3 separate regions of the Homo sapiens genome follow, and regions 1 and 2 are each linked to region 3. The links are chromatin loops, found by intact Hi-C in ENCODE. Cell type or tissue: natural killer cell. All regions are shown on one strand. Each heading gives the region's core, and the rest is flanking DNA. Links, peaks and the distances in the headings are about the cores only.

The links. Hi-C counts contacts between places; a loop is a spot of excess contacts. Peaks named below come from ENCODE experiments on the same cell type or tissue, not always from the same donor. Only the 100,000 strongest peaks of a DNase experiment are listed, where the experiment ranks them.
Region 1: it touches region 3 in a loop (4-fold over the local background); 1 of 110 quality-filtered maps calls a loop at or near these places.
Region 2: a loop joins it to region 3, with 9 times the contacts of the local background. A loop is called at or near these places in 1 of 110 quality-filtered maps.

The regions. Positions count from the first base shown.
Region 1 is chr1:198,515,557-198,525,922 of GRCh38, reverse strand. It overlaps ATP6V1G3 (ATPase H+ transporting V1 subunit G3), which reads left to right. Exons shown (of 3, transcript NM_001376861.1): 3 at 2,359-2,701. The coding sequence ends at 2,532. It overlaps LOC105371677 (a long non-coding RNA gene), which reads left to right and starts at 6,113. Exons shown (of 2, transcript XR_922398.3): 1 at 6,113-6,372. In natural killer cell, for the core only: no CTCF peak of the experiment used is centred there; DNase peaks (open chromatin) are centred at 1,742, 2,172, 2,542, 4,822 and 2 weaker places; H3K4me3 peaks cover 1,049 bases; H3K27ac peaks cover 3,472 bases.
Region 2 is chr1:198,913,735-198,924,662 of GRCh38, reverse strand. All of the region lies in intron 1 of MIR181A1HG (MIR181A1 host gene), which reads left to right. Among named protein-coding and RNA genes, the nearest start is that of MIR181A1HG, 18 kb to the left of the region's middle. RefSeq lists an enhancer at 4,719-4,808. In natural killer cell, for the core only: no CTCF peak of the experiment used is centred there; DNase peaks (open chromatin) are centred at 4,372 and 4,802; H3K27ac peaks cover 842 bases.
Region 3 is chr1:199,168,128-199,179,055 of GRCh38, reverse strand. All of the region lies in intron 3 of LINC02789 (long intergenic non-protein coding RNA 2789), which reads right to left. LOC107985243 (a long non-coding RNA gene) reads left to right here and starts at 234. Exons shown (of 3, transcript XR_001738357.2): 1 at 234-281. RefSeq lists an enhancer at 5,461-5,510. In natural killer cell, for the core only: no CTCF peak of the experiment used is centred there; a DNase peak (open chromatin) is centred at 5,545; H3K27ac peaks cover 3,702 bases.

The DNA.
Region 1 (10,366 bases), core at 1-5,000, 650 kb after region 3:
GTTAAACTGAGCTAAGAGTCATCTTTATAAGTCTCTCTGGAAAATGATTATGGTGTCTTGAAAAGCCACATTAAGAATTCAACTAATATTAACAGCTGCCATTTATTGCTGCACTGTCCAAAATGGTGACCACTTCACATGTGGCTACTAAGCACTTGAAGTGTAGCTAGTCCCAATCAAGATGTGCTATAAGTGTAAACTACATACCAGATTCCAAAGACTTAGTATGAAATAAAAGAATGTAATAATTTTTATATTGATTGTATGTTAAAATATGAATATTATTAGATTAAATATATTACTAAAATAACTGCACCTACTTCTTTTACACTTTTGATGTGGCTTCTAGAAAACTTATAATTACATATATATGAGTTGCCTTTGTGGCTCATATTACACTTTTGTTAGACACAACTGCTCTGCACACTTACCAATGAATCTGGTTTGCATTTTACAGTATCTTATCAAATGGATGATATTATCCCTATAAAAAAATAGAGAACCTAAGCTTGAGATTAACTTTTCCAAAGTCATTCACAACAGTTACACTAAACCAACCCAATGACAACTATTTTTAATGCTGTTCCAAAGAAAAGTAGGTAATAGTTTCACAACAGTTTGTTTTTAATTTTTTACCACTAGAAGACACTGAATTTAGAGAATTATTTTTTTAATTTGGTAGAATCACACTTAAGACACTAAATTTAGAGGAAAAATTTTGAGCTTGGTAGAGCCATTTTAATAAGTAGTTCTCTTCTATTTTAAAATTTCTTCTTAGCAAGGGAAATTCGATCCATATGTTTCTGCTTCTTGTATACTCACTTATCAAAATGTTATTCTGCAAAAGTTATTTGATGTCTTAGAAACTGTAACTTTTCAAAATTATTTTCTTTGAACTGAGAAGACCCCATTGCCTGGACTGTAAACAGAAAGAACTTGAACCCAAGCGCCTCAGTGGCATTTGATTTCAAGCCTAGGACTCAAAAAGATCATGCAGATTTTAGAATTTAGAATAGTCTAACAACCCTGAAGTAGAAGTCAATCATTACTGGAGTATCTTGGATTAAATTAAATGCATACTTTTCCTAAACACTCTCAGACGGAAAAAGCAAACAAACATAAAACAGTCTTCTTGCCTTTAAAATGCCATGTGTAGGAAAGACTAAGTTTACAAAGGAGATACGTTAGGAGTTGATTTTTTTTGCTTTAGTAAAGGCTAACTTTCAAAGTGTTTCACTGCAGAATTCCTTTAAATTGTTAACTCCTCTGGTGAAATTATATTTTGGTCAAATCATTCCTTGATAAAGAAGCTATGAGGAAAGAGGAGATAATAGAAAATACTGGGAATCACTGCCAATTAAAGAGCAATTAGAAAGATATATTAAACTGTGTCTACAATTATGATGTAACTAAATGAACAAGCACACTCAATTTTAAAGAAGTACAACTTACACTAAGTGTTCAAGATAATATCTATTACCCAAAGAAACACACTTCGGCAGCCAGGCGCTGTGACTCACACTTGTAATCCCAGCACTTTGGGAGGCTGAGGAAGGCGGATTACCAGGTCAGGAGTTCGAGACCAGCCTGGCCAACAAAGTGAAACCCGGTCTCTACTAAAAATACAAAAATTAGCAGGGTATCATGGCACACGCCTGTAGTCCCAGCTACTTGTGAGGCTGAGGTGGGAGAATCGCTTGAACCTGGGAGGCGAAGGTTGCAGTGAGCCAAGACTACGCTATTGCACTCCAGCCTGGGCGACACAGTGAGAACCCATCTAAAAAAAAAAAAAAAAAAAATTGTGCATATAAAAGTATCTTAGAGCGCACATTGTGACTGTCTTCCTGATAAAAGCAAGATACAGTTCAGATAATGTATTTTAAAAATAGAAAAACACTCTTTAAAAACCAGCAACTGTTTAAAACTTTTAAACACTCTTTAAAAAACAGCAAAAGTGAGTTTAATGGTGTCTTTCAACTCTGTTTTCCAGACTTATAATTCAGAAAATAAACAATAGGGAATATATGGGAACTAAATGGAAACTGTCATAAATACATGAAAAATGTGATGGAAAAGAACTTCTGGGCATGGTTTAATGATTATAAATGTGTATTCAATTTGTACCATGTGGAGGTTGGTTAAAAGTGAAAGTAATCTGCTATGACCAGTTTCAATATTTTATGAAAGTTCATCCTTCCCACTCATGGCATTGATGATCTTGTTGGTTCTCTGAAAAAATCTAGAAAAGGAGTACATAATTGTGCATTGTAGGACAATCATCAGTAAACAGGCTAGGACAAATTTAACTTGTAAAACAATTGTATTATGATGTGAATTCTGTCTGTTTTGTTTTGGTAGATAATGGGCTCTCAGAATAATCTCTCAGATGAAATAGAAGAACAAACACTAGGGAAGATACAAGAACTTAATGGACACTACAATAAGTATATGGAAAGTGTGATGAACCAGCTCTTGAGCATGGTCTGTGACATGAAACCAGAAATCCATGTGAACTACAGAGCCACCAACTAAATGTACATCACAGTTTTCAAGAAAAAAAAAGGTGTGTGAGTGCCACCTGGTTGCTTATGGCTTCGTATTTTTATGTTGAGAAATTTGAAATGAGAACCTTAAATTTACATTTACAGGAAATGTGACATAACTCATACATCGGCACTGAATTAAACAAAACAAAATACAACTGTTGCTATATCTTTTCTAGTAATAATTATGACCTTGTCACTTAACTTGGAGTAAGTCAAGAATGCAAAATAGTAACATGTTTTTTAACACTTGAAAGAAAAACATGGTCATGACAGCTTTTTAGTGGGCATGGGTTTTTTATTTCTTCTCCTTTTCATCGATTTAGAAAATGTGCTCTTAATTGTATTAAATGGTAATTTGCTAAAAGATAATCTTTAAGCAAGATATAATTATGACTCTTCAACAGATCTAAAAATGAACATGTCAAGGGTCTTATTTAATTCAGTAATCAATGGGAAACCAGTAAAACAGAGAGATAGAGACAAAGAATGATGGGTTATATAGCCACTTTTAAACATAGATGGGGTTTATAATCATTCTGTCTGTCTGACCTCAACTAAACAGATATTATTTTTAAAAGAAAAAAGTAAATGATAAATAAGCTAATAACATAGATTTTGGAGCTTTGAAAAAAAAAAAAAAGAAATACAAAGAAAACTCCCAGGAGATATACTAGGTTAGTGTGCCACTAGCCCAGTCTCCTAGTTACAGCTAAGCTAAACTCTTGTTAAATACTAAGTATTTTGTTAGTGCAATGTATATATCATCTCAATCCTACCTTGTAAGCAGTATTAGTGCTCTTGTTTTACAAAATGAGATGCAAAGATGAAGGAACTTATCTGGAGTTGTTTGGATAACAGTGGCAGCACTGAGCTTTGAACTGGGCAATGTGACTCCAATGTTCACACCCTTTACTTCTTACCAAACTGCTTACCTGCACAGCTCCTATATTTGCATTAGTAAGAAGCATGGGTGCTATAAAGTCTTTGATTTTCCAGTAATATATGCAGACAAATTTTAATTCCAGTCTAAACAAAAGTTAATTATTGTCACCAAACTATTCATATAATCTTCAATTATATGAATCTCTGATTATATGTATAGTTTGGTAACAATAATTAACTTTTGTTTAGACTGGAATTAAAATCATAAACTGAAATGGTTTTAATTGATCATTGTTTTAGATCAGTGGTCCCCAACCTTTTTAGCACCAGGGACCAGTTTCGTGGAAGACAATTTTTCCAAGAATGGAGGGGTAGTGGGGTAAGATAGTTTTGGGATGAAATTGTTCCACCTCAGATCATCAGGCATTAGAGTCTCATAAGGGACATGCAACCTAAATCCCTCACATGTGCAGTTCACAATAGGATTCGCGCTCCTATGATAATCTAATGCCGCTGCTGATTTGACAGGAGGCCATGCTCAGGTGGTAATGCTTGCTCAACTACCACTCACCTTCTGCTGTGTGGCCCGGTTCCTAACAAGCCACAGACAGGTACCAGTCTGTGGCCCAGGCACTGGGGACCCCTGTTTTAGATCACTAGTATCATTGTTTCTTTTTAGGAGAAAAAGTTAAAATTTTACCACATATCTTAGTACCTCGGAAATAGTCAATTTTATATGCATGTTAGGTAAATGGAGCAAAATTTGAATTCTATTTGTTTCTCCATTTTCCCAACTTTGGGGGCAAGGAAAACCAAACCAGTTGATTGGTTTTATGTGGTATATTTCCCCATTTATTAGAATGAGAACTGATTGCCAATTAAAGAAGAGAAAGATATCAAATATTCCTAGGAACACTGGCTCCCATTTTTTGAGGGGGGTGGAGGAGAAGGCATCAATTAAAGTTGTGTCTCCCTGACATTAGGACAGTGTTGGAGGATTTCTACTCAACACAGATTTGGAGAATTCAATTACTCTATTCTGCAAAGCTTAGATAAATAAAATAATGAGTAAAATTGCACATTTTGGGAGTTATCACGTGAAAAGATAATTCTGAAAAAGATAGCATTGTGATTTGCCTTATATCATAAGATGCAGTTTTCTGTCTTGTCTCATGAAAACCATCAAGACGCCAGTTTTCTGGATGTGAAAGCTTGAATATGTTATATGGAACACTCAAGTTAATAATAAATTCCTGAGCCAGCACAAGAGAAAGGATATCTTTTAGGCCCTAAATACTATAGAAACACATTAAAGTCAGTAGAGGATTTTTCTCAGAAGTAAAGAGGAGCCAGGTCTAGAAGAAAGAGATGAGACTTAGGCATCAGCACACTGTACATCCAGTCCTGCCAGCGCCACAAGCTTTCTATGTCCTATTGGCAACTCACTCAACCTCTCTGGGCCTACGATTCTTTTTTAGTGCTGTAATCTGAAAATGGTGTTGAAATAAATGATCTCTGTAGGCCCTTTAACACTTATTTTTACATACTAAGTCAGACCAATTTTTCAAAAGCAGTATTTATTACTTTTAGTTTTTTCATTCACTACTGTAGTATTTGTCAATTTCTCAACAATCTCACGTTTATTCTAAACACTGTATTGTTAAGAGTATGTGCTGTTGCTGCCCCCAATATCCTAGATTCTGTGTAGTTTGCATATTTTTACATTCAAATATGGTTTCACATCTTTGCCTAACTGAATGAGTCATTTTCTAAGAACTCTCACACCTTCACAGATGGTAGAGCTGCCAGGTTTTACTTTATTTACATATGAAAAGGTTTTATGTATTTCAGAGCTAGCTCACTTATCTGTGAGAGCTTTCTCAGTCACAGAAAAAAAGTTGACTTTTTTGTACGTATACTTATACTAAAAGGCTTTTTCTGTTCCGATAGATCTTCACACAGAAATAGAATAGTGTTAGCATGTTTTTAATTGGTCTTTACCCTTGTTTTGATCCTTTGCACAATCAGAAACTACAAAATGAAAAATTATTCCATTGAGTTCTTACTCATTTCCATTGCACTTAAAAACAAAACCATGCAATTTACAGGCTTGCAAAGGAATGCAAGGATTTCGGTTTTTATTCTCGATGTTAGCACACAAATACACACAAAGTCAGGAATTGTCATCAATGCATCACAGCCATTACTTTCTAGATGGATAGAGCTAGTAGAAGAGAGTTGGCCAGAGTGTGCAGAAAGCTGCCACCTTTGAAATATCCCAGCTGAGGCCATTCTAGGTCTAGCCAACCCCCAACATGTCAGAGTCCAGCCTAAATCAGCACAGCCACATTACCTGCCACCGACCATGAATGCAGGCATGAGCAAAGAGGACATCGTATGAGCCACCCGGAAAACTCATAGACTCATGAGCAATAATAAACATTTTAAGCCACTGAGTTTTAGGGTGATGCGTTATGAAGCAATAGCTAACTGCTATACCGATTGAATATTGCCTTAAAAAGGAGAGGGTGACCAACTGTCTTGAATGCTGCTTAGTGTTCAAGTAAAATAGGACAGAGATGTGACTGTTAGATTTACATATGTGGAGGAGGAGTTTGAGGAGAGAAAGTGTGGTGAGAAAGCTAGAGATAGCAGTTATAGATAACTACAAAACTATAAAAATGATCAGAGAAATGGGGCTGCAGCTTGAGACAGATGTGTGTCAAGCACGTGTTTCTTGTCTGGACTAGGAAATGTTATCGCATATTCATATGCTGATTGAAATTCCTCTAGAGGAGAAAGAATCTCTATGACGAATAGAGAGGGGAACTATTGCAGAAGCAAAGTCCTTGAGAAGGCAGGAAGCCTAGAATTCAGATCCGAAGTAGAAGAATTGGCCTTCAACAGGAAGATGACCATGGGCATGGATTGACAAACATAGTAGGTAAGTAGATCTAGTGGTAGGAAGATGAGAAAGTTCCTATTTACCACTAATTTCAAACTAAATTCGAGGACAATGATCAGCTGAGAATGAGGAGTAATTTTAGGGGACTTATCAAACACGAGAAAGGGTAAAATGGTCATTTTAGAAAGTAAGAAGATTACTATGCTAGGAAAGTGTAATAGGATTATCAAGCAGCACTGTATGTCTAAATGAGGCTTATTGTCATAGTTTTAAAATGAGATTAAGTCAGTTGTGTGTTTTCCTCTGGTCATGGTGAGTTGCTCAACTGCAGGAAGAGAGTAGGCAGGTAGTCTGATTTCACCTCTAAATTCATCATCAAAGACTTGAGATTAGCTCCCTTGTCCTGTGTCTTTTAACTCTAAAGTTGAACTGAAATAATTCTTCTTGAAAGACTACTGTGTCCCTAAACTTAAAGAAAAGAAAATTATTGGAAATAAACCACTTAAAAGAAAGATAGAAATCTAAGCATAGAGCTCATTACAAAAATAATGATTCCATTTTATCAACTTGAAGAAATATAACTGTGATAACTGCATGCTTCTCCTATTTCCTGTTCTTCCATCTCAGCTCTCTTGGGACTGCCTAATATTGGCAATGCAAGGAGTTACTAGTGTAGTGAGTTTGCTTACTTCCAAGAGTCACCTGAAAAAGCTACTTATCAATGACATAAATGACTGGAGGACCTTATGTCCCGTGCAATGTTAACTATTCATTTACTCACTCACTTATTCAGCCATAATTATTGAATTATGTGATAACATACATTTGAGATTGGTAGTAGAAATACAGACATGGCTATTACCAAAAGTGACAAGTCCTGTATTCTTACTCCTACCACTTCCAGTGACCCAGCTCCTCAAGTCCAGTTTAAGATAAGGTACATTTTGAGTGAACTGGGGTTCTCTGTGCCATCTAATAAACTAAACTCCTGCAATAGGTATTGTGAACATAAAGAATATTTAATACTGTGTAGTTTAACACAGTAATTAAGATCACCATCCCTCAGACTAGACTATTTGGATTCATATATAAGTAGCAAATATAAGTGTCTATAATAATGGTAATTATTATTATAGTTGAAAAAAACTAAACCAAATAGGCTGACATAAAGACAAAATGAGTGTGGAAGGAGGTTACGAGGGAGAGAATGCCAGAAAAATCACTGTAACTTCTTTTGCAGACAGTTTAAATAGACCATTATGAAATTCCCTTATTTTTAAACTAGAGTAACTAAACTGTTTCTTCATGTTCAGTTAAGTAGAATCCAATGGAACAGAAGTTTCACTGAGCCTGTTTTATCATGCTAGCACTTCCACTGAAAAAGTATCTGTAACTGTTAACTTGTTATCATTTTTATTAATGTGTAATCAATTAATAAGAACATATGTGTTCCACAGACAAATCCCAAAGATATTTAAATAGAGATAACAGTGAATATGAGAGCCTTGCCAATATTCTGAAGACCTGTTTCCTAGTGGAATTCACAGTTTGTAGTCACAGTTCAGAAAGATGCTTTCCTAAGCAAAAATGTAAATATATCCAAACACTCCAAATAAAACCACAAGCACTGAATGTTATATACATTTACATCTACAAAGGAAGCAAGAAGCTTTTCATGGTGACAAACTAGAATCAGCAAGGTTTAATAGAGCTGTGATTTTGCTGATTGAAACTTGTATAGACCACTGCTCATGAAAAGACTTTCAAAATTGTGTGTGACCACACAGAAAGTAAAGAGGGACCAGCAGGCAGTGAATATAAACCAACACAACACCAGCCATGAAATGAGTAAATGTGTCTAGTAAAAATGAACAAACACCACTCCCATTAAGTCAAGTGAAGGGCTTGCTAATAATGGTGAGAAAGTTGAAACAACAGTGTTAGCAGCAGCATTCAAAAATAAAATAATAATATTAAGGCTGATTTTTACAATATGCTAATTCCCTTTGCCTGAAGTTTCCTTTCTTCCTTCTCTGCCTGACAAACCCTACTAGTTTTTTAAGGCAGGTGTGATGGTTAACTTGAGTGTCAACTTGACTGGATTGAGGAATCCAAGTATTGATCCTGGGTGTGTCTGTGAGGGTGTTGCCAAAAGAGATTAACATTTGAGTCAGTGGGCTGGGGAAGGCAGACCCACCCTTAATCTGGTGGGCACCATCTAATCAGCTGCCAGAAAATATGAAGCAGGCAGAAAAAACGTGAAAAGGACAGACGGGCCTATCCTGCCAGCCTACATCTTTCTCCCGTGCTGGATACTTCTTGCCCTGGAACATCGGACTCCACATTCTTCAGTTTTGGGACTCAAATTGGCTCTCCTTGCTCCTCAGCTTGCCGACAGCCTATTGTGGGAACTTGTGATCATGTAAGTTAATACTTAATAAACTCTCTCTATATATATATATAATGAGTATATATATACTATTAGTGTATATATCTATACTATGAGTATATATATACTATTAGTGTATATATCTATACTATGAGTATATATATACTATTAGTGTGTATATATATATATACTATCAGTGTATGTAAATATACTAATAGCTCTTGTGATCATGTAAGTTAATACTTAATAAACTCCCATATATATACAATATACTATTAGTATATATACATATATGAATAGTACTTGTGATCGTGTAAGTTAATAAACTTGTGATCGTGTAAGTTAATATTTAAACTCCAATATGTGTGTGTGTGTGTGTGTGTGTGTGTGTGTATACACACACAACTAGTTCTGTCCCTCTAAAAGAACCCTAACTAATATAGTGGGGTATAAGGGCTTGTCTAAGGGGTATAAGTGCTTGTGAAGTCATATCCAACTCCCTAGGAAACCTGGCCATTTCCTCCTGCGTGATTTTAGAGCCCTGTTGTAGCCCCTATCATGTTGCGTGGCTTTTAGTCATATTCATCACCCCTTTCTACTGTGATTTCCACAAAGGCAGAAGCTATCTCTTGCTCATCTTTTTCTCCAAGGCCTAACTCAATGCTGAGCACACTGTATTGGTTAATGATTAATTAACAAACTTAATGTTAACAGTAATCAATAGTTATTATAATATAAGACTAGCTTCCCATAAACATGCCAATAGAATCTCACAGAGTTAGAACTTAACACATTTCTTAGAATCTCCTGTTGGTTTGCCAAAAAGGCAAAAGAACCCAAAATATGAGGCTAGGGGTTCTCCTGTTGAATGATGGAGAAGGGGGTGTGTTTACAACCAGCCAGGAGAACATGCACAAAGGCTGAGAGGTGGAGAGAATATGATGCAGATGTGGGAAGTTAGAGGATTGCATTTAGGGAGAAGACTAAAATTGCTGTTGGAGAGGTTAGAAGAGTGACTTATGAAAAGCCCTTTATGTCATGCTAAGAAGTTTGTTACTTAATTGAAATGAGTGGGAAGCCATTGATCGACTTTACGCAGCAAATTGACATTAAGACAATTGTGCATGCAATGATCAGACACCATCCAGTGGAGAGAAAGAAGGACTAGACTGGAGAGAAGGGAATCTGTTAGGACCTATTTTAGTAACCCAAGTGGGCAATGAGTAGGTCTTTATCTACAGAAGGAATGGAGATAAGAGAGTAGAAGGAGGTAATAAAGTGGTGGAACTGACCTGACTGAGAACTGGCTGGATGTAAAAAGAAAAGAGAACCTCATAGAAGGCTGAAGAATATAAAATATGAATGAAAAATAGGAAAAAAAAGACTGTGGGCACTCTGAAGAAAGAGTCCTAGAGGACAAAGAGAGAACCAGAAGTCAGCTGTCTTGCAGAAGCAGGCTGAGCTTACATCTTGGTCTGCTCACACCAGCAGCCAGTCCAGTTTGTATCCGTTTCTTTGGTCCAACTATTATTAGTTCCATCTTTCATTTTACAGTTGTTATCCTCTGCAGAAACCAAAACTAAATTGACATGTCTTTAATTTAACATGAATGAAATCTTACCGAATTCAATCTTGTCTCTGCTT
Region 2 (10,928 bases), core at 2,516-7,515, 250 kb after region 3:
GCTGAGTTTACGGATCTGAATTTCCCTTCCAACATTTTTTGAAATGGGATGTTAAAAAAAAAAGGAAGAACTGGCCTAGGAGTGCCTAATATCAGTACCTAATTATTACCACAAAATAATCCATAACATTTTTATGGTCAAAATGTGGGTTCCTTTTCTTTTAATTTAGGATGGTTTGTTTATTAGAGTCAAATCTTAGAGTTCAAGAGTTTAATTGTCTAGTTTGTGAAATAATGTAACATCATTTTCTAACAGAAAAGAGCCTTAGAGATTACAGAAAGACAAAGAAACTGAGGCCTGAGAAGAGAAGCAAGTAATCTACATTCATATAGTATCTAGAGTGATAAAAAGTATAGTTCTTTCAATTTCTTGGACTTCCCCTTAAAAATGACTGTGTCAAGGGAAAAAAAGGGCACAATGAACCCATTTGGTTAAAAACATTAGCTCTGATAAAAGTCCTGCTAAGGATAAAGCTTAGCAATTCATTTTAATAAGAAACATCAGACTTCCTACAGAAGGACATAACCCCTTTCTTATTCAGTTTCCTCGCCTGTGAACAGTCATAACAGCACATGCTCTATATATCTCATAATATGAGAAACATTTATTAAGTGCTTACTACAAGTAAATCATAAAACTATGTATATTGCACCTAATTTTAATAAAATTTCTATGAGGCAACTCTCCCATTATTGTCCTATTTTGGAGATGAGGAAACTTAGAAACAGGATGGCCAGGTTATAAGCTCAAGATGCTATAATGCCTATGGGATAGGACTAGGATTTGAACTCAGAGGCTAGAGAGACTTTTTACTCCTGCATCTAGCTGCTTTGCTTCATGGCTTCCCACCACTTTTGTCTTAAAACATGAGATAATAGGTGGGGGGAGGGGGTAACATCAAAGTAATAAATAATTTTTCAAATGCAAGATCATATTAATCCTAGAAAGGATGTGGGCCCTATCTCAGATTATCATCAGTAATCAATACTTAGATGCACAGGTCAAAACTCTGTAATAAGTTCCATTACAAGGAAGACTGAGATAGAACATGTATAAGCACAATGGAAAAGTCCATTCGTTCTAATTATTTATTTAAAATTACTGTATACTAAACTCTCTTAAAATTCATCATAATAAGATTTGACCTGTGTGGATAATACACTTTTCATTTCCACACCACTTATATATATTTTTATAAATATGTTTGTTCTCAGTCATGTTTCCCTATGGCTCATCTGTTTAGTATTTTTATCTCCTTTACCTGTTCAACACGTTATATTCTGCTATTCCATCTAAATAGAACAAATGTTTCAAAAAAAATACCAATAATGGCTGCAAATTTAAAAAATAATCTCACAGTGTTTTAGTAAATGTACTGAGCTTGGCTACAAGACAGTTCACAGTAGCACAGAAGTCCAGCCTGTAGTGGCTTCCATCCAAATCAATGTAGCCACAAATAATCCTTGCAAAAGGATAAAACTGAGTCCAAGGACAGTGTTATCAAATTGTTACAATGTAGTCACTTTATAATCAGTCTCAAATGTTAGCTCAGGGGAAGTCATTGGGCATCAACATAATTCATGTTCTTATGGTTTAAAAAATAAAAACTGTAGATGGTCTCAATCTTGGATCAAGGTTAATGGAGTCTGTCAAGGATTAAAAATATGTACTTAGAAATCCGAAAATCTCACACCTCTCAATTTTTTTTTGGCATTTTCTAAAATTTCCATAAACAACTAAAGTTCGGTTTAGTTAGAGACTTGGTTGGACTCACAAGTCCTTCTCTTCTGTCCTGTGACTCTTTACGCATTAATCAACTGAAAGTTACAAGATGTGAAAGTGTGACTCAAGTCAACTTCTCTCTTAGACAAGTAGTGTTAAGTCATTGCCCGAAAATTTTCTTGTTGGTTCCCAGCTTTCTAAAAAAATAGTTCTTGATTTTATGTCAGGTAGTGAAACTCACTATAGAAACTCATTTATTCCATAAACAACAGAACAGTTTTTGTTATTTGCTAGATCTGAAATAATTTCTAATATACTTAAAAATATTTATGCATTTTATATATATATATATATATATATATATATATATATATATATATATATATATATTAGATATATATATTAGAAACTAGGTTGGCCAGGCACGGTGGCTCATGCCTATAATCCCAGCAGTTTGGGAGGCTGAGATGAGTGGATCACTGGAGGTCAGGAGGTTGAGACCAGAATGGCCAACATGGCAAAACTCCATCTCTGCTAAAAATATAAAACTTAGCTGGGCATGGTGATGTGCACCTGTGGTGCTAGCTACTGAGGAGGCTGAGGCAGGAATACCTCAGAATACCTTCATTTTGAAGGTATCCACTATTTTAAAACATGTCTCTAGTGTGTTTATATGCAATTTCAGCCTACTATAGTAGAACTTTTATTGAAGGTCAAATGCAACATAATAGTAGGGAACAGGAAGCAATTGTGGCAAAGTTCTCTACAGTATTGCCCTAAGTTCTAAGAAATTCTACAATAAATTTGAAATTGTCTGCTGAAGTCATGTTGACTTCCATTATTTATCCCTGAAAAACGAATGAGAGTTCCAAATGTTATTGAGTAGTCACTGCAAAAGTCATTAAAGAAACCAAAAACTATTATTAGAAACAGTTTTGTTTGTGCTTTCTGTTGGTTTGTGTTTGGTTTTGAGACAGGGTCTTGCTCTCTCACCCAGGCTGGAGTATAGTGGCAAGATCATAGCTCACTGCAGGCCTGGCCTCAAGCAATCCTCCACCATGGCCTTCCAAAGTGCTGGAATTGTAGGCATGAGCCACTGCACCCAGCCAGAATGTCTTGTATTTGAGTACCCATTTATAATTTTTCATCAGTTTTTTTCTTCAGCTTCCATACTCATAAGTGATATTTGAGTCACGAATTCAAGCATTCATATATTCATTTTTTTAACTATATAAGTAAAGAGTAAAGCTAATTTACTGATTTGTCCTTGAGGAGTAGAAGACAAAAGAGGAGATGCTGACCAAATTCCCTAGTTAATTTTCAGGGTAGGAGAACAGAGACTGGATCACTGTGCTACCTTAATTCAATATCTATTAATTAAGGCTTTGTTTATTCTAAACACTGCACTACACAGGTAGGAGGATATAAAAAATATGAGAAAAATGTATTATCTGCCCTTGATGTATCCATAAGTAAATTGATTCAAAATGACATTTTAAAATATGAACCATAATTAATTCTTCTTTTATATTCAAAATATATCTTCTGCATGTTTGCAGAACATTTTATTATAAAAATCGTAAATTTGTGGATAGCAATAAATTTCAGGGAATTACATTTTTTAAGTTGTCCTTATTCAATACTTTGCTAATATAATTGATATTCATAATGATGACCAGAGGAGTAAATATTCTAAAGATTTAGAATTATAAAAATAAACACTAAATTGGCCAGGCACAGGGGCTCATGCCTATAATCCCAGCACTTTGGGAGGCTGAGGCAGGTGGATCACTTGAGGTCAGGAGTTTGAGACCAGAGTGGCCAACATGGCAAAACCTCATCTCTACTAAAAATATAAAAATTAGCCGGGCATGGCGGTGTGCACCTGTAGTGCCAGCTAGTGAGGAGGCTCAGGCAGGAGAATTGCTTGAACCTAGGATGCGGAGGTTACAATGAGTCAAGGTCACACCACTGCACTCCAGCCTGGGCAACAGAGTAAGACTCCATCTCCAAAAAAAAAAAAAAAGGAAAATAAAAAATAAAAATAAACACTAAACTATGTTTAGTGTGATATTATAATAAAATCTAGAGTTTTTAAAATGAGACTCCAAGAATTAATCAAATGTATCAGTTTCAGAAAAAAACCTGCATTTCTGTATCAATATTTCCTATGACATTCTTAGGGCATTTTATTAAATCCCATAATTACTTCTTTCTCTGATAGTATGTAAAAAATGTTGTTATTAGTTTACTAAAGTAATATTTTCCCCAGTTCTTAAGGATGTGCATGCCATGAAAGAAAAGAAAATCACCAAGCAGGGACATTTTCTATGTGATCAAAGAAGTAGCAGCTGCGGTAGGATGTTTGTTCCAATAAATGTACAGGCCTTTGGAAGAGTTCAGATATACTACAAATAACACTGGAATCTTAACATTCATTCATGTCATTCTCAATGTTTCAGGATCTATCTTCATCAAATCAATGATATCATTGAGAGTTTAGATGGGCATAGCATAAATACAATTAGCATAACCACTGACCACATGATCTGATCCAATACACTATGACGTATGATTTCCTCAAGAATCTTCAAGATTAGGACGGTGCTCCTTTTGACACCCTATGCCACATAGCTTTTTCAGCAAACCTTAGACCTAAAAACTAGTGGTTTCAGAATCATTTCAGAGCAGGAGAAGTGGTAGGATGCCATGATGCTCTTGGAGCTAGACAGATGAAGACAGAATACTCTCATCAAACTGTAAATTCTGGAATGGCTTGGACTCTCATAGCAGCAGTAGTTTATGGAACCACTGATTTTAGAAAATTGGTCATCTGACACCCTCCAATTGACAAGTGAGTTCTCACCACTTGTCATGTTAAAACTTGGGACTACATTTCTGAGATTCTTGTTCTTACCACTGAAGCTTGATACTAATTCCATCCCGTTCATCAATGTCACCATCATTATCTTTTTATTTCTCTATATGCCAAACAAATGTGAAAGAGCTTAGTTTGATTTTTTACTGATCCACAATTAACCTGAAGAATACAGGCGTGCCTCAGAGATTTTGTGGTTTCAGTTTCAGACTACTGCAATGAAGCAAATATTGCAATAAAGTGAGTCACATGAATTTTCTAGTTTCCCGGTGCATATGAAAGTGTGTTTACCCTATATGATAATGAGTTAAGTGTGAAATGGCATTATGTAAAAAAATTGCATATCTTAATTTAAAATATTGTTAAAAATGCTAAAGATTGTCTGAACCTTCAGAGTTGTAATCTTTTTGCTGGTTTTGGGTATTGCTTCAATGTTGATGGCTGTTAACTGGTGAGGTGGGTGGTTGCTGAAGTTTGGGATGGCTGTGGTAATTTCTGAAAATAAGACACCAGTGAAGCTCAGCACACTGATTTACTCTTCTTTTCATTAAAGAGTTATCTGTACCATGCAATGCTGTTTGGTAGCATTTTACCCATAGTAGAACATCTTTCAAAATTGAAGTAAGTCCTCTCAAAATCTGCATCTGCTTTGCCAACTAAATTGATGTAATATTCTAAATCCTTTGTTGTAATTTCAACAATATTTACAGCATCTTCACCAGGAGTAGATTCCACCTTAAGAAACCACTTTCTTTGCTTGTCCATTAGAAGCAGTTCCTCATTCATTAAAGTTTTATCATGAGATTGCAGCAATTTAATCACGTCTTCAAGCTCGGCTTCTAATTCTTGTTGTCCTGCCATTGGCACTACATCTGCAGTTACTTCCTCCACTGAAGTCTTGGAACTCCTCAAAGTAATCCATGAGGGTTGTAATCAACTTCCTCTAAACTCCTGTTATTATTAATAATTTGACCTCCTCCTATGAATCACAAATGTTCTCTACGGCATTTACTATGATGAATCATTTTCAGAAGGTTTCCAATTTACTGAGATCCCTCAGAGGAATTACTATCTGTGGCGGTGATAGCCTTACAAAATGTATTTCTTAAATAATAAGATTACACCTTGATCCATGGGCGGCAGAATAGATGCTGTGTTAGTAGGCATGAAAACAACATTAATCTTCTTGCATTAGAGCTTTATCAGAGCTCTTGGGTGACCAAGTACATTCTCAATGAGCAGTAATATTTTAAAAGAAAATTATATTTCTGAGCAGTAGGTCTCAATAGTGGGCTTAAAATACAGCATGTCAACCATACTGTAAATAGATATGCTGCCACCCAGGCTTTGTTGTTCCATTTATAGAGAACAAGTGGAGTAGATTTAGCATAATTCCTAAGGGCCCTAGAAATTTTGGAATGGTAAATGAGCATTGGCTTCAAATTAAAGTCACCAGCTTCATTAGCTTCCAACAAGAGAGTCAGCTTGTTTTTTGAAGCTTTGAAGCCAGGCATTGACTTCTCCTCTCTCACTGTGAAAGTTATAGGTGGCATCTTCTTTCAATAGAAGACTGTATTATGTACATTGAAATTATATATTTTTAGTGTAGCCACCTTTTTTAATTATCTTAGCTAAATCTTCTGGATGACTTGGTGCAGCTTCTACATCAGCACTTGCTCTGTAACTTTGCACTTTTATGTTACAGAAACAGTTTCTCTCCTTAAACCTCATGAACCAACCTCTACTAGCATCCAACTTTTTTCTGCAGCTTCTTCGCCTCTCTCAGACTTCATAGAATTGAAGAGTTAGAGTATTGCTCTGGATTACGCTTTGGCTTATGGGAATGTTGTGGCTGGTTTGATCTCCTATCCAGACCACTCAGACTTTCTCCAAATCAGCAATAAGGCTGTTTTGCTTTCTTATCATTTGTGTGTTCAGTGAAGTAGCCCTTTTAATTTCCTGGAGAACTTTTCCTTTGCATTCACAACTTGGCTAACTAGCACAAGAGGCCTAGCTCTTGGTCTGTCACAGCTTGCCACATGCATTCCTCACCCAGTTTAATCATTTCTAGCTTTAAATTTAAAATGAGAGATGTGGTTCTATCTTTCACCTAAACACTTACAGGCCATTGTAGGGTTGGCCTAATTTCAATATTGCTGTGTCTCAAGGAAGAAGCAGGCCCAAGAAGAGGGAGAGAGACAGAGGAAAGGCTGGTCTGTGGAGCAGTCAAAACACACACAACATTTATCAGTTAAATTCTCCATTTTACATAGGTGCAGTTCATGTACCCGCAAAAATTACAACAGTAAATATAAAAAATCACTGATCATAGATTGCCATAACAGATAAAATAATAATGAAAAGTTCTGAATTATTGAGAGAGTTACCAAAATGTGACAAAGAGGCACAAAAAGAGCACATGCTACTGGAAAAATGGCACAGACAGACTTGCTCAATGCAGGGTTGCTACAAGCATTTTATTTGCAAAAAGCACAATTTCTGCAAAGTGCAATAAAGTGAAGTGTAATAAAATATGGTATGTCTGTATTTTGGCCAGATGACAGAATTATACTTCCTAGAAACTGGCCACATAAACGTCAGGGGTTTTATTCTTTCTATGGGGTGAACCTGGAAGATGTAACAAATGAAACTGCTAAAAAGATTTTAAGCTAAGATGGTTTTTAAAATAACAGCTGGAATTGATTTAGAAAGCAAATGAAATTGCAAGGAGATAGCAAAGGAACACATTGTGACGACTAAACAGAAGCCATGCATGGGGTTCTCTGATCTAGGAATCTGGATGAAGCTGGGGAGGCATTCAGAAGCAATAGCCACATTTTTATATGGGTCATAGAGACTCAGGTGTGCAATGCCAGCTCCAAAGAGATTTCAAGTGCCATGAAAGGCAGCCCCTGACAGTCTATGCTCTCTTCTTATTTTTGTGGAAATGGCACTCCCGTAGGATTCCCAGCAGCTATGATAACAACTGCCATGGTGCTCCCCCCAGAGTATGTCATTCTTTCCCATTAACACAGCTGATTGTCCCTAATGACTTTTCGGTATCAATATGGTTCTTTATTAGCCACTTCTAAAGTGTTGACTTTGACATATGTATAGTCTCAAATTATGTTTTTTAGAGTATAATTGTAGCTCATTGTCCCTAATACAGCCAGCTTCAAGAGTTTGACTGAATTGCTATAGCTTTTATGTAGTTCAATGTTAGATGCTAGAGTGGTTATAGGGGGTTTCAATTACTGAGAGAGTAAATGAAAAGGTAGCCTTTTTTTCTGCTCTTGATTTTGATGATTTTTCTCATTGGAGAGAAATAGTACCTCTGAATTAATGGGAACACTATAGGAAAGAATAAGGAAATCATAATTCAGAGCAGAGTTACCCTCTGCTGAGACTCCCTGTGTGCTTTACTGCAATGAGAATTTAAAAAGATTTATTAAGGGTAAAATATGTCAATTTTGTAAAATAACACAATCTGTGGTAAAATAGTTTTAAAAAGAAAGTTGTTGAAGTTGTTTTCTTTTTTGGTCAAGTTTATATTCCTTCATCGAGCAAAATCCAGGTGTTTGCCATCAAACGTCTTAATCCGTATTCTTTTGACTTATTTTCCTAATTTAGGTACAGATTATCATTTTACCTCAGAGACATGAAGTGTCAGCACAATTAATTGAAACAACTGATTTGTTGTTTGAGAAGAAAAATAAGAATATGATAATTAGGCCCTACTGCACACATATTTCTGAATCACAATTAAAAAAGAAAGTACCGAAACAGTAGTATAAAATATAGGTAAATATGTGTTGATAATACTTCATTCCACTCAGAAAGCAAGGTTATATTTGTTTCAAGCCATGCATTAGATAGTTGAAGTTCTTGAGGAAGTCAATAAATAGCACCCTTCTTCCCCACTCAAGTTCTGAAATAAGAAGCAAAATAGGTGGAGGCAGAATATCACCTTTATTATTGCTACAGCTGATCATTTTGAAGAATGTGACTCACACCTTCAAGTATGTGGGCTGAAAATTTATAGCATAGAGAGGTCATCTGGGAGGATTTACATTCTATAGGCAATACAAAGAGAGGAAGGGAACATGAGAGTTAGACAGTGAGAGGATGAGGGAGAAAGAGAGAAAAAGAAGATATGGAGATATGCAGGCTCACGTGTCCAGTTTTTCCTTCCCAACTTCCCATTTAAATGCATGTCTGGAGTAGAATAAAAAGGAGAGCTTAAAGTGTTACATTAATGGAACTCATTACATATGAAAAGACAAGAGTAGGGAAAGAAACTTTTCCCCATAAATATATGCATAAAAGAAATAAAAGGCAATCGAATATAAAGTACAAAAATATAGTAAAGTTAAAAAAATCCTAGCTTTATTTCTTTATTTAAATTAATATTCATAAAGATAGCTCACAAAAACCTACACATATATGGTAATAAGTAGATAATTCTCCACAGGAAAGAGTTACCAAAGCTTGAAGTGATTGCCAGAAATCTCCACTTAAAACAATGGGTGAAGAAGAATTGGGGATTTACACAAGAGGCATATGCCCTTCATTCCCCAGGACTTAGGAATAGTGCTCCAAACTGTAGAGGGCAGAGCAAGTTGATTGTCCACCCAAACCAGCTACAAGAAAATTGCCCCTCAACGTCATGTCTACACTCCACCAACTACTTCAACTCTGGTTTCAACATTAAATTAACCCTACATTTTAAGTAAAGGATTTCATTCAACATTTCTACAAAGTCTCCTTCTTAAACTGCCTATCATAAATACTTGAAAATAATAGGACATGGCAAATATCTAAAAAAGTACATTACCATATGAAAAACTTTGCTGCCTGAGATTCATACATGATGCAAACCTTCTAAAAACAATTAAAAGTTATTTATGTCCTAATCATGAGATGAGAACATCGCCAGCCACATCATTTCACCATGTAGTATTAATTTTTGCAGAGAGTAGAAACAATTTTGCTAAAGATGTTGATGAGGCATGGAATTCTCTCATGCTTTTCCTCCATTATCATCTGTTCTTGGTTCTTCCATTGACATCAACCCTTTGCCTTCCAGGGTAGCTAGCAGTAGGAGGGCTGTGGCATGCAGCAGAAATAGCCTTCAAAGTTGTCACCTTTCAGACCAGACATTCTAGAGATACTGTACTGACTACTGGGAAGGCCAGTCCTGCATGTTGGAATAATTTCAGTGCAAAAGTGAAGCTGACATATCCAACAGATTTCAAGTGTCCTAGTTCTAAAACAATTTTACGAAGGAGTCTGTGACAGGATTTACCAAGGAGTTGTAGAGCAAAATATATGTGAAGAGGCTGGTCAGTATTCAGATGGTCATCTTCAAGCCATACAACTTTCCTGCATTAGTCAATGTTATCTAGAGAAAAAAAATAAGATATGTATATATAAATGTATACATCTGCATATGTATAGACAGAGGGAGGGAGAGAGATATTAATTTTAAGGAATTGGTTTATGTGATTGTGGAAGCTGGCAAGCCCAAAATCTATAGAGCAGGCCATAGGCCGGGGACCCAGAGGAGCTGCAGTTTGAGTGTGAAGGCAATCTGCTGGCAGAATTCTCAGAAAATCTCATGGGTTTATGGAGGCATTTATACAACATTCCATTCTCAAAATGGATCTCAACATATATGTGTATGATTTTATTCTGGGAATGCCATCTAGCTCCTTTGCAAACACCTGATTCATTTATACGACCACGTTCCTTGAACACGTCTATGTATCAGGTAATTGACAGTCACCTGAAGATTGCAAACAAAACTATGACAGGATCAAATCTGCATTTGGAAAGATAACTCAGGCATCAGTTCAGATGAGGTGACATCGTAATTGCCAAAAATGAAATATGGATTTAAGCATGAAATGTAACTCATATTTTTCCTCAAGTGTTTATTCTCTAAACAAAAGACTTAAAAACAGGCAGCCATTAATTTTTCTCCTCGTGTTTTTCTTCATTTACACATTTGAAGCACATGTTTAAGTTGGTGTAGTTTCAGGCCGGATATAATTTTATTATTTCATAGTATAAAAAGCAAATGCAACCCACACAGGAAAAACTCTCAGTTGTTAATTCACATATGGACTTCCCAAGAGTGTGTGCCTGGTCACTTGGGGCTGATGTTGCATGGGCCTCTGCCAGCATTCCACGTAATTGCTCTGCCTTGCTCAAAATCATTCAAAAAAGAAACTATATAAAGCAAGCAATGCTTTCGGATGAGGAAAATGCCTAATACTGACATTCGAACTGAAGTTTACATTTTTTTGCTCTGCCTGAGATTCACACA
Region 3 (10,928 bases), core at 3,444-8,443:
CACAGACATAATATACATCTATTTATGTGCTAAATGTGTATCTACCTACTCTTTGTACATAAAAGAGTAATAATTTTTCATCCCTCACTACCAATTATCACTCTCTTGGGCATAATAATGCTTCTGTTGGTTAAAGTCAATCATGGTATAATTCCTTTTCTGTAGGCAGAGCATGTGACGTAACCACAGTCAGTGAGCAACAAGGAGAACCCTGAGAAGGCACATAAACCTGCAAATGTGACACTTGCCGCCTTTAGATATGGTCACATCAGGATGTAATGGTGAGAACCTTAACTATTTTCTTACTATGCAGGAAAACTTAGAAGGATTCAGGGAAGCTATTATAATATAACTTTAAACATTTTGAGCTACTAAATTAACCAACCCTGGATTTACTCTTCTTCCAGTCTTCTTGATGTGTGAGATAATAGATGTCCTTATTTGTAAAGGCATATTTAATTAATATTCTCTTACTTGAAACTAAAGAATCTTATCCAATATGGGCATCCAAATATGATAGCCTTTTGATAGGCAAGGAGAACTATTGACAGGCTCGGAGAATATCATGGCAAATGTACAGAAACATGAAAGATCAAGGGAGGCTCAATGTAGACTGAATTTTTTATAAGAATGCAAAAGTAGAGACTGTTATGGGATTTCAAGAAATATGAGGCTAGAATGATACAGTGAGTCCAGATGGTGAGGCATTCTTAAATAATTTGTTTGATTTTTTTTAAAGCAGGACCCTTTTGACTTATATTTGGAAAGAAAACAGATGTAAGTGAGATGGCTGAAGAGATTGCAAATAGTCTAAGCAATACATAATTGTGGCAGTGGAAATGTATAGATGGATATGAATATGAAACATACACAGAAATAGAATATATAGAACTTGGTGAGTGATTGGAAAAGTAAAGTGAGTGAGTGAGAAGCACTAATGACTCAAAGTTTCTAGACTTGATGTTTTGGAACAACTTGTAGCATTAATAGAGATAAAGACTAGAATGGAAAGATTAAGGATTGGGAATGAGAAGTACATAAAGTATAGGAAGTTAATTTTGGGATATTTTGAATTTCAGATGCCAGTAGCATATAGAGATGGAAATACTCAACAGAACTTGGAAATGGCCTGTGGTAATAACATATTACACAGTTCTTCTTGAGTCTTCTGTATTTTCCCCTCAATTATGATCAAATCAGCAAACAGGTTTTATAGAATGATTCTGAACCAAATCATTAACAGGATATTTTATAGGAATAAGTAAAAATGTGATTTCTTCAAACACCTCCACAAAAGAAAAGTTGTAATGCTACGTGCATTTAAAGCTTTAATGCACGTGCAGTAAAAATTCCCAATTGGTTCCTTTCACCCAACTCAGACTACTGTTTACATATTGGCAGACCCTGTGTAGGTTAATTTTAGCAGCTACTATTGCTTTCATTCTCTTTTAATTTTCCAGAATATTTGGAGGTATATTACATGAAATAATGTGTAAATCAAATACGGAATCTATATATGTGGGTAAAAACTTAAACACTTCCTGAAATCGTCTGTCTTTGGAATGAAAAAGCTTTATAACAAGAACATACACGGCATAAATCTGAAAATGCTTATGTCTAAACTGGAACTAAATGTAATCACTACTATGGTCCTAGTAAAGAAGGAATGCAATTCAGAGTGTAATCCCCTCCCTTCCCTCTAAATCCAGACAAAACAACCAAACAACACTAGCATTTTCAATGCGTGCATCTTACAGCCTTCCAACCCATTATTTTAAAGAGGGATTTTCTACAGTTTTTAAGGAGAGTATTTTAAATGTTTTGGGTTATTTCCCATATGTTTTGACACTGTTTCAGATTGACTTCAAAGGGATTCTCTTGCTGGAAAATTTAGGCACTTTAACCTCAAAGGAAAATTCCACAATAGTACTGCAGAAGAACTGAACAGGAAGTCTTTCACATATACTTTGGGAAAGAAAAATAGTTTGCTTCTATGTTTTTATGGAATTTGAGAAATCATAATGTTCGGTACCATTAGCCTCTTTCTTTAACTCTCGTAAAGACTCCTTTGGTTTTCCCTTTTCTCTTTGTGGTGCGTGTGACTACGCTCAGCCTCCCTCTCCCACGAGACAGTAACTCTAACATGTTGTATAGATGGCATTTAGCCACAAGGGCATGGCAAGTGCTGCTTTCTCTGTGGCTGTCATTAAATTGTGCCTATGTTTAAAATCACACAAGGCAATGGGATTGTCTTTGACTTTTAAAAAGAATATAATTTCTCTCAATTCATATTTCCTCTTACCAAGAAAATTCACCTAACATTAGCCAAAAGTAGTTTTAAAGTTGCAGAGACTGATTAGAAAACTTCAAGAATGCAAAAATGCTTGAATTTAGATAAATTAAACTAACTGATATACTGAAATAAAGTTACATTGCATCACAATTTGTTTTTTTAAATGTGGAAATATGGCAGAAGACTTTCTGGTTTCCAGATTCCCATTATAAGCATAAAACTACAGAGCTGCTGCAAAAGTATGGCGTTCCACATTCATTATCTCGAGGCAAAAATAAAGTAAGAAAGGCAGGAAAAGGAAAGCTAGGACAAAAACTCTCACACGTAGGTGTCGTTGAATCTGAGAAGGCTGATATGTAGAAACCAGTTGACTTACAAGCTAGTAGTTAGGTCATGCCCAAAAGACAAGTGCAAAGAAAAGTTTAAATTCTTGATTCCAAAATTTAAACTAAACAAAATAATTTTTACGAAAATCCATTTTACTTGAAAAATGCTAGTCATTTTTGTCACATTAAACATATTTATTAAAATAAGTTGTTTTCACCACTGATTCTAAAAGACTGTATAATTTCTTTTTAATGTAATATTGAAAATATCATGAACTACACAAAACTTTTCATTTGAGTATTATTCACAATTCATTTTGCTTTGTGGTATTTAACTTTAAATAATAGCAATCTTTAACTATAGCTCATGATTTTTAAAAAAATTCAGCAGTGTTTAGTATTTTCAGAGTTGTGTAATCATCATCCAACTTTAGAATACTTTTATCATTCCCCCAAAAGAGAGTAGTATAACTACAGTTCAGTTTTAGAACACTTTTATCATTCCAAATAGAAACTCCTGCATCCATTAACAATCACTCTCCATTACCCAGACCGCTTCTCTAGCCCTTAGGCAACCACTAATATACAGTCTTTTTTTATAGATTTAGCTATTCCGGACATTTCACATAAACTGAATCATACAATATGTAGTCTTTTGTGACTGGCTTTCACATCATATGATTATTTTTAAGGGCCGTTCATGTTTTAGCATGCACAGCACTTGATTCTTATTTCTTTTTATCGATTACAAATTTTCAATTGTATGGATATAGACATCAGTTATATATCCATTCCTCAGTTGATAAGACATGTGGATGATTTACATTTTTTGACTGTCATTAATAATGTCAATATGAATATTTATGTGTATGTTTTACATGGACATTGTTTTTATTTCTCTTGGATATACACTTGTAAGAGGAATTTTTGGGTCATGTGATAACTCTATGGCTAACATTTCAACGAAATGTCAGACTGTTTTCCAAAATGCCTGTACTTTTTTACATTCCCACTGCTATGTACAAGGGTTCTGATTTCTGCATATCCTTGCCGACACTGTTCTTGTCCGCCCTTTTTATTGCAGCCATTCTATTGAGTGTGAAAAGTTCTGTTACTGAGATTTTGATTTGTACTTCCATCCTGTCCAATGATATTGAGCAACTTTTTATGATATCATTGGTCACTTGTATACCTTCTCTGGAAAAACATGTATTCAAATATTTTGCTCATTTTCACTTGACTTAGTTGTCCTTTTTATTACTGAGAGGTAAAGATTCTTTTCATGTTCTGAATACAAGTTCCTTATCAGATATGTGATTTGCAAATATTTTTTCCCATTCTGTGGATTGTTGTTTCACTTTCTTGATGGTATAGTTTGCAGCAAAAAGTTTTTCATTTTGATGAAGCCCAATATATCTACTCTTTCCTTTTTTCACTTGTATTTTTGGTCTCATAATTAAGAAACTATTGCTGAACCCACAGTCATGAAAATTTACTTCTATGATTTCTTCTAAGAGTCATAATCTCTTGACTTTAACCTTAACATAAAAGATGCAATGAAGAAGGATTTTTCTGAAGGGAAAGAAGGAACAATAGTAAAAGTAAAGACAAGAAATAGGAAAAGAAGTAAGGAAAGATGTTATAGATCTTTTGAAAGCAGGGAATTTGTTTATGTAGTGTGGTTTTGAAGCTCTAACTGATTGGACTTTCCAAAGAACAACTAACTTGCTTTTAAAGCTCCAGGGAACTTTAGAGATGAAGGACTGGGACTGGAGCTTTTCTCTCACTACTCTTCCTGCCAACCATCTGAATCAGGGAGGAGCATAAGATATAATGCTGGCCCTTGGGACTGGGGCTGAGGCTGGGGTGGAGCTGGAAATAGAGATAGAGCTGGAGGAAGAGCTAGAAATGAAGCATAGGCTGGGGCTGGATCTGAGGCTGGGCTAGAGCCAGAGCAGAGGCTGGGACTGAGTTTAGTACTAGGGTGAGGCAGGGTGGCCACACTTGCCCAAGCATGAGTCTCTTCCTCTCCTCTTGTATCAGTTTTCTAGGGCTGCTGAAACAAGTTAACATAAACTGGGTGGCTTAAAACAATAGAAATGTATTCTCTCAGTCCTGGAGTCTAGAAGTCTGCAGTTAAGGTGTTATCAGTGTTAGTTCCCTTTGGAGGCTCTGAGGGAGAACCTGCCCCATGTCTCTCTCCTACCTTTTGATAGTTGATGGCAATCCTTGGCATTTTTTGGATTATAGATATATCACTCCAATCTCTGGCTCCTTCCCTCTGTATCTGTGTTTCTGCGTCAGCATTTTTCTATTTGTAAGGACATCATTCGTATTGTATTTAGGGCCCACCCGAATCCAGCATGCCCTCGTATTAACTTGGTTACATCTACAAAGAGCCTATTTCCATAAAGGGTAAATTCACACAGGTTCTAGTAAATTCTGGGGAGACACCATTCAACCCAATATACCTCTTTGGTAGGTCTTTTGGAAACTGAGCTCATGTCCCAGCACTTGCAAATATGAAAGGAGCAGGAAAGGAGCTAACCAACAAGAGGACAATGCTAAGACTTTTTGTCATGACAAGACCCAATGTCTATCCCAAGCTTTATGGAAATAACATTGAAAATTATTATCATATTTTACTGTATTAAAGGAACTAGATTGTATCTTGTTTTGTTAGAGAACCACTTGAACACATTTTATGTTTCTCTTCCCAGTGCTGGCTTTCACTTTGAATGCTTTAAAAGTGTCTGACTTCACACTCTGAACAGAGCTACTGGGAGTGTTTTAGATGCTACAGAGTGACCTACTTTAGATTATCTAAACTTGAGGTGTGAGAAAAAAATTAAAATCAATTTTGGTAACTAAAAGGAGGAAGTAGAGGTATAGAAGATCACAGAAAGCTGTTAGTTGCACTTTCATGCTGACAGTCTGTGGGAAGATCCAAAGAACCATCTGTTTGTAAAGTCTCTAGGCATGTTTTAACAGTCATGCATACAGGCAGCCTTAGATAATCACCACAAAAAAAGATTCTATCACACTGACATCATTTAGGAGTACTAATGGTATTTGAAATCATATAAGAATAGGCTTAAAAATGAAAGGTACACATAGTCATGTCTAAAGTACTATACCAAATTGTTTTTTGAAGTCTGTTATGAACATACTATTTGAATACATTTTTGATGTTTTATTATGCCCTATCATCTTCATCTACTTTTATGGTTAGCTTTTTATGGTTCAATTCCATTCTGTCTCCTACTAGAGCTTTTATTAGTCATGAGAGATGAGGCTATACTAAAAGAACAACCTCAAAAATCTCTATAGCATAAAACAAAAGATTTTGTTTGTACTCCTGCAAAGTTCCGTTAGTGGGTATTCTCCTTCATTTGGTGTGTTGGGGTAGCCTTAAGGATGGCCCTACAGTCATCCCTGACTCCTTGTATTCATCCCCTCTATATCTCCTTGACTCATCTTGTATTCTTGGATATGGACTGGACTTATTGACTCACTGCTAATGATTAAATACTCAGAAATAATAGGTTGCACTTCCAGTAGTAGGTTATAAAATGACTGTGGTTTTCATCTTGAGAACACTTTCACACTTTCTCCTGAATCACTTACTTCAAGGAAAGTCACCTGCTGTGTTAGAAGGGAATCCTGTAGAGAGGTACTGGTTGCAAGGGACCAAGGCCTGCCAGCAAACCTAAGTGAGCTTGGAGGTAGGTACTCCCTCACCACAGTTGAGCCTTCGGAGGAGACTAGAGTCCCAGAAAACAGCTTTGCAGTAACCTTATGCAAGAATTTGAGCCACAGGCCCCTAGGTAAACTATGCTACGGTTCTTAACCCACAAAATCTGTAAGATGATAAACATCTGTTTGGGAGTAGTTTGTTACACAGCAATAGATAGGTAATATGTCTGGTAGCTTGGGAATCCAGGGGCTTTCCACTTTGTGATTCAACCATAGCAACATGAGACTTCAAATTTGCCCTCGTGTGGAAAAGAGATCTTGGAAAATCCACTCTTGAATTGACACACATCATTTGCACTTACAGTCCATTGGCTAGAACTAGTCATGTGGCTCAAACCTAACCTCAGGGAGGCTGGGAGAAATAAAGGAGGGCATGTAATTCTCTGTGGATATCACTCTCATTATCACATTTGCTCCATCCCTTGTCAGACATTAAATCAACAAACACTTTGAAAATTGCAATGTTAAAAAAAAAAAAAGAAAGAAAAAACATTTCTCAATCCTGTCACCTCATTAAGTTAAAATCCCTAGTTATTCCCTTTATTGCAGTGCTGCTCCTCATAAGAGACAAGTCCAGACAATCTTTCTCTCCTTGCTCTATCTCTATACGCTGCTGAATCCTATGGACTGGACTTATCTGACTTCTACCTTCAAATCTAAAGAATATGATTGTTGAAGATTTACAAGACTTTTTATATTTAAAAAATGAAAAATCTTTTCTGAAGCCCTCATCCTTGACCTCTGAGGCTCTTAATGCAAAATTTATACCAATCTTGTTAGAATTTGTATTCCCTTTCAATTTTTGTGATATATTTTATTATTTCAGTCATTGGAGGAGTCATGCTGGTGACCATTCTATTAATAAATGCAGCATCACCTCCCATTCTTCTCCAATTATATTGGTTTTACTTATTTGGCACAAATATAAGCAGGAAAGGGGAAAAGTTACTTAACATGTCTTTAAAGCATATTTGAGTTATTTTACTTCCCTGATTTCCTGTCTATCAGATTCTAGGATTACTTGGAGTAACAGTAAAATTATCGTTCAATTATTAATATATTGTATCACAAACTATTAAATAGTAAGATAGATTTTTTCTTTTTTTCCTACTTTCCCAAATTTTCCAGTGATGATAATGAAAATAAGCTGGCATCATATTCCAAGAAACAGTGAAAGGTAATTAAACAATGACCTAAGAAAACTATCGGGGAAAGCACCTATTATTTGTCATAAAGATATGTGTTAGATTTACATAAACATATTTTATTATTTAATAATTACAGAATGTTTAATTGGTATATATCATGTGTTTAACATATCTGTTAAAATTGGTTTATTGAATCCAATTTGGTTTGTGTAAGTCTGAGGAAAAGAGTTCTGAAGGGGTATGCTAAGATATCTCCTATAAAAATGTTTCTGATATGACCTTTATATTTTTTCTTTTTCACTTTTTGTTATTCCTCTTGTCCCCTTTAGTATAGGGGCTCCCAAATGTTCTGACTTTGGCCTTATCTTCCAGTTCTCTCTTCCCTTAGTGATCACATCTTCACAGCTTCAAATGACACTGCTCTGGGTATAAGTGTCGAGTGTGAATTGCTACTCTTGACCTCACTCCCAAGCTCAGAGCCTGATTTCCAAGGCCTGCTGGCTGCCCTTCTGACATCTTCTACTCTTCACTTTCAGAACAGAATTCAAACCTGCTTGTCCTCCTGGTTTTATGTTTATGCCAATGGCATGATCCTTTTCCCAGTTACTAATATGAGAACCTCTGAGTCATCTGATTCTTTTTACCTCCATCTCCAGTAGCTACCCAGATCCTGCTAGTCTTGCTTCAGCTATAGCCTTCTCAGCTATGCCGTCCTTTCTTTGTCAGTGCCTTAGTTTGTCTGACGCCTAATATATTGACTCTCATGGAAAAGACACTTAATAAATATTTGCTTATTCCAAATCACTTTGCTTATGATCTACCTTTGTCCAATACATGGTATGTATATATATATATTTTTTTTTTTGAGACAGAGTCTTGCAGTCTCACATAGGCTGGAGTGTAGTGTCGTGATCTTGGCTCACTGCAACCTCCACCTCCTAAATTCAAATGATTCTTGTGCCTCAGCCTCCCAAGTAGCTGGGTTTACAGGCACATGCCACCACACCCAGCTAATTTTTGTATTTTTAGTAGAGATGTGGTTTCACCATTTTGCCTAGGCTGGTCTTAAACTCCTGGGCTCAAGTGATCCTCCCACCTTAGCCTTCCAAAGTGCTGGGACTACAGGCATGAGGCACCACACCCAGAACCATAGTACATATTGAACAGTTTTAATCTTTGCACTTCAAGATTCACAGGTTTTTTTCTAGTGAAACATGTTATGACCTATTTGGAAGTAGCCTCAAAGAATGTTCATGAGAGAGAGAGAGAGAGAAGAAGAGAGAGAGAGGAAATGAGACAGAGAGAGATTATCTTCATCTCCCTCAGTTCCAATAAGGTGTGAAGAAGACCCAAATATCTCAATTGTCCTAATGAAGGGCATAAATGGAAGCTGAAACAAGGAGAATAAGGATGCTATGGTGAAGAGCTGCAGAGCAGACCATACAGCTCAGTCCCTGAATGGCAGTCACACCATATCTTAGGAATCACATCATCTTCATCAGCCAAGGTGGCTTCCATTGATGGGGCTTTCTCTGTTTGTTCTTAGATTATTGATGGAATATATGGAGTCTGCAAAGATGTCCCTGAAGTGGTTAATGCACCCTTCCAATGCTGAGGGGGAATTTCATTAATTATTTAGGCAGCTGATGCAGCAGGGGTGGGAGTCAAGAATTCAAGAGTCAGTGTGTTTAGACACCTCAGTGGAGACTAGCAAGAGGTAGAGGATAGCTTCAAGCCAGAAGCCTTGATTTTATGTAAGTCTATGTTCAATCTAAATACCACCTGGAATTAAGGTGTAACCTGGCAGGTCAAATCAAGTAGAACTTGTGGTACATGAAAAGATTCAACTTTATATTTTCCTCCACTAATCTTCCCTTTCCTGATGAGACAGCTGGCTGGTCCATCTCTGCTGTGTAGTTTTGCTTTTCCAGGCTGGAATCAGACAGTGCCTACTGTTTTTCTCCAACATCAGGGTAATCTCTCCAAGTAGTCCCACTGAAGCTGGGATATTGACTAAATAGCTTGAGTCAGAAAGGTTAAGGCATAAAGAGTTCATGGATGAATTCAGTTATAGAGAGATAATGAAACAATGTGTGCATAGCTATGTTGTGAATACAAATTTTAAACTACACTGTATTTTGGGAATTTTTGTTTTGCTCACTCAAGTATCCCAAGGCATTATAAGAATGTTGACTGAATGGTAAATGTTTAATAAATATTTGTTGAATGAATGAATTGGTTAAGGTAAAGGATACCCACTACCTCTATTCTAGGAATGAATCCTGGAATTGAATAAGCCTGTCCTAAGCCAATAATCTTTGCTAGAAGCCAGCTTCTAGCAAAAGGTGAGAATACAGCATTTTGCATACTTTTGCTCTAGGTTGGAGGCTGCGTTTAGCCTATGAGGAAGTGTTCTCTATCTAGGTCAGACTAGCTCACAAAGGCATTATACAAGTGTTTGAAGCCACATCCTCACAGAATGAAGATTATTCTTTGATTGATCATTGCCTCTGAGCATACACTTCTTCTGGTGACTTTGTGGGAATTGAGAATTGTCTAGCAAAGAACAAAATTCTGTGTTCCTCGGTTACCTCATAACAAGGCATCCTAATTTCACCTTTTTCATTTCCCCTAAATAAGCTTAATTTCATCCCTCTATACCCAGGCTCTTACTTCCTGTTTGGTATATCCTTTCCTGATTGCTTTCAGAAACATCTTTGCCATCACTTCTACTTTTCATCTAAATGCCCTTGGAACTTTCCTTTTTCTACTTCAATATGAAGTAGATTTCTCCCTTCCCTGAATCCCATAAGCCTTTTATTGCAATTCAAACATTATAGCTTGTGTGATACTTACTGCTGTATCATTTTTCCTTTACCACACAGCTTATTAGCCTAATTACATTTATATTCCCCACAGTGCATTATATAGAGCCTACTACATAATCGATTAAAAAAAGTTTATTTAATGCATAAATTCAGATTGGAAAACATTAGAGTATATAGTACATTTCTATTAAAGACTCTGTCACATTAGGTGACATATGTTTTACATGCATCCAAACAGTTATTGCAGCCCAGATTCTTGTTTTTTTATTCCATTTATGGGCAATGACTTCAGGGCTAATACTAATTGTATATACTTTAGTATAGCTCTGAAATAATTTCAGGTTCATAAATAATATTTCCCCATTCCATTATAAACTGAGAAGGGCAGACGCTTTTATATTTTTTATAGTCCTCATGGTATTTAGCATGATATGGGGCCCATTACAGTTGTTACTGTATACACATAGGTTAGTTGATTGAACATGTTTTGTAAGATTCCAAGAAAGTTGGTATTGCTATAATCTTGAATCTATTTTTTATTAGACTGTGTAGAGATTTAAAACTCTGTCAGATATAA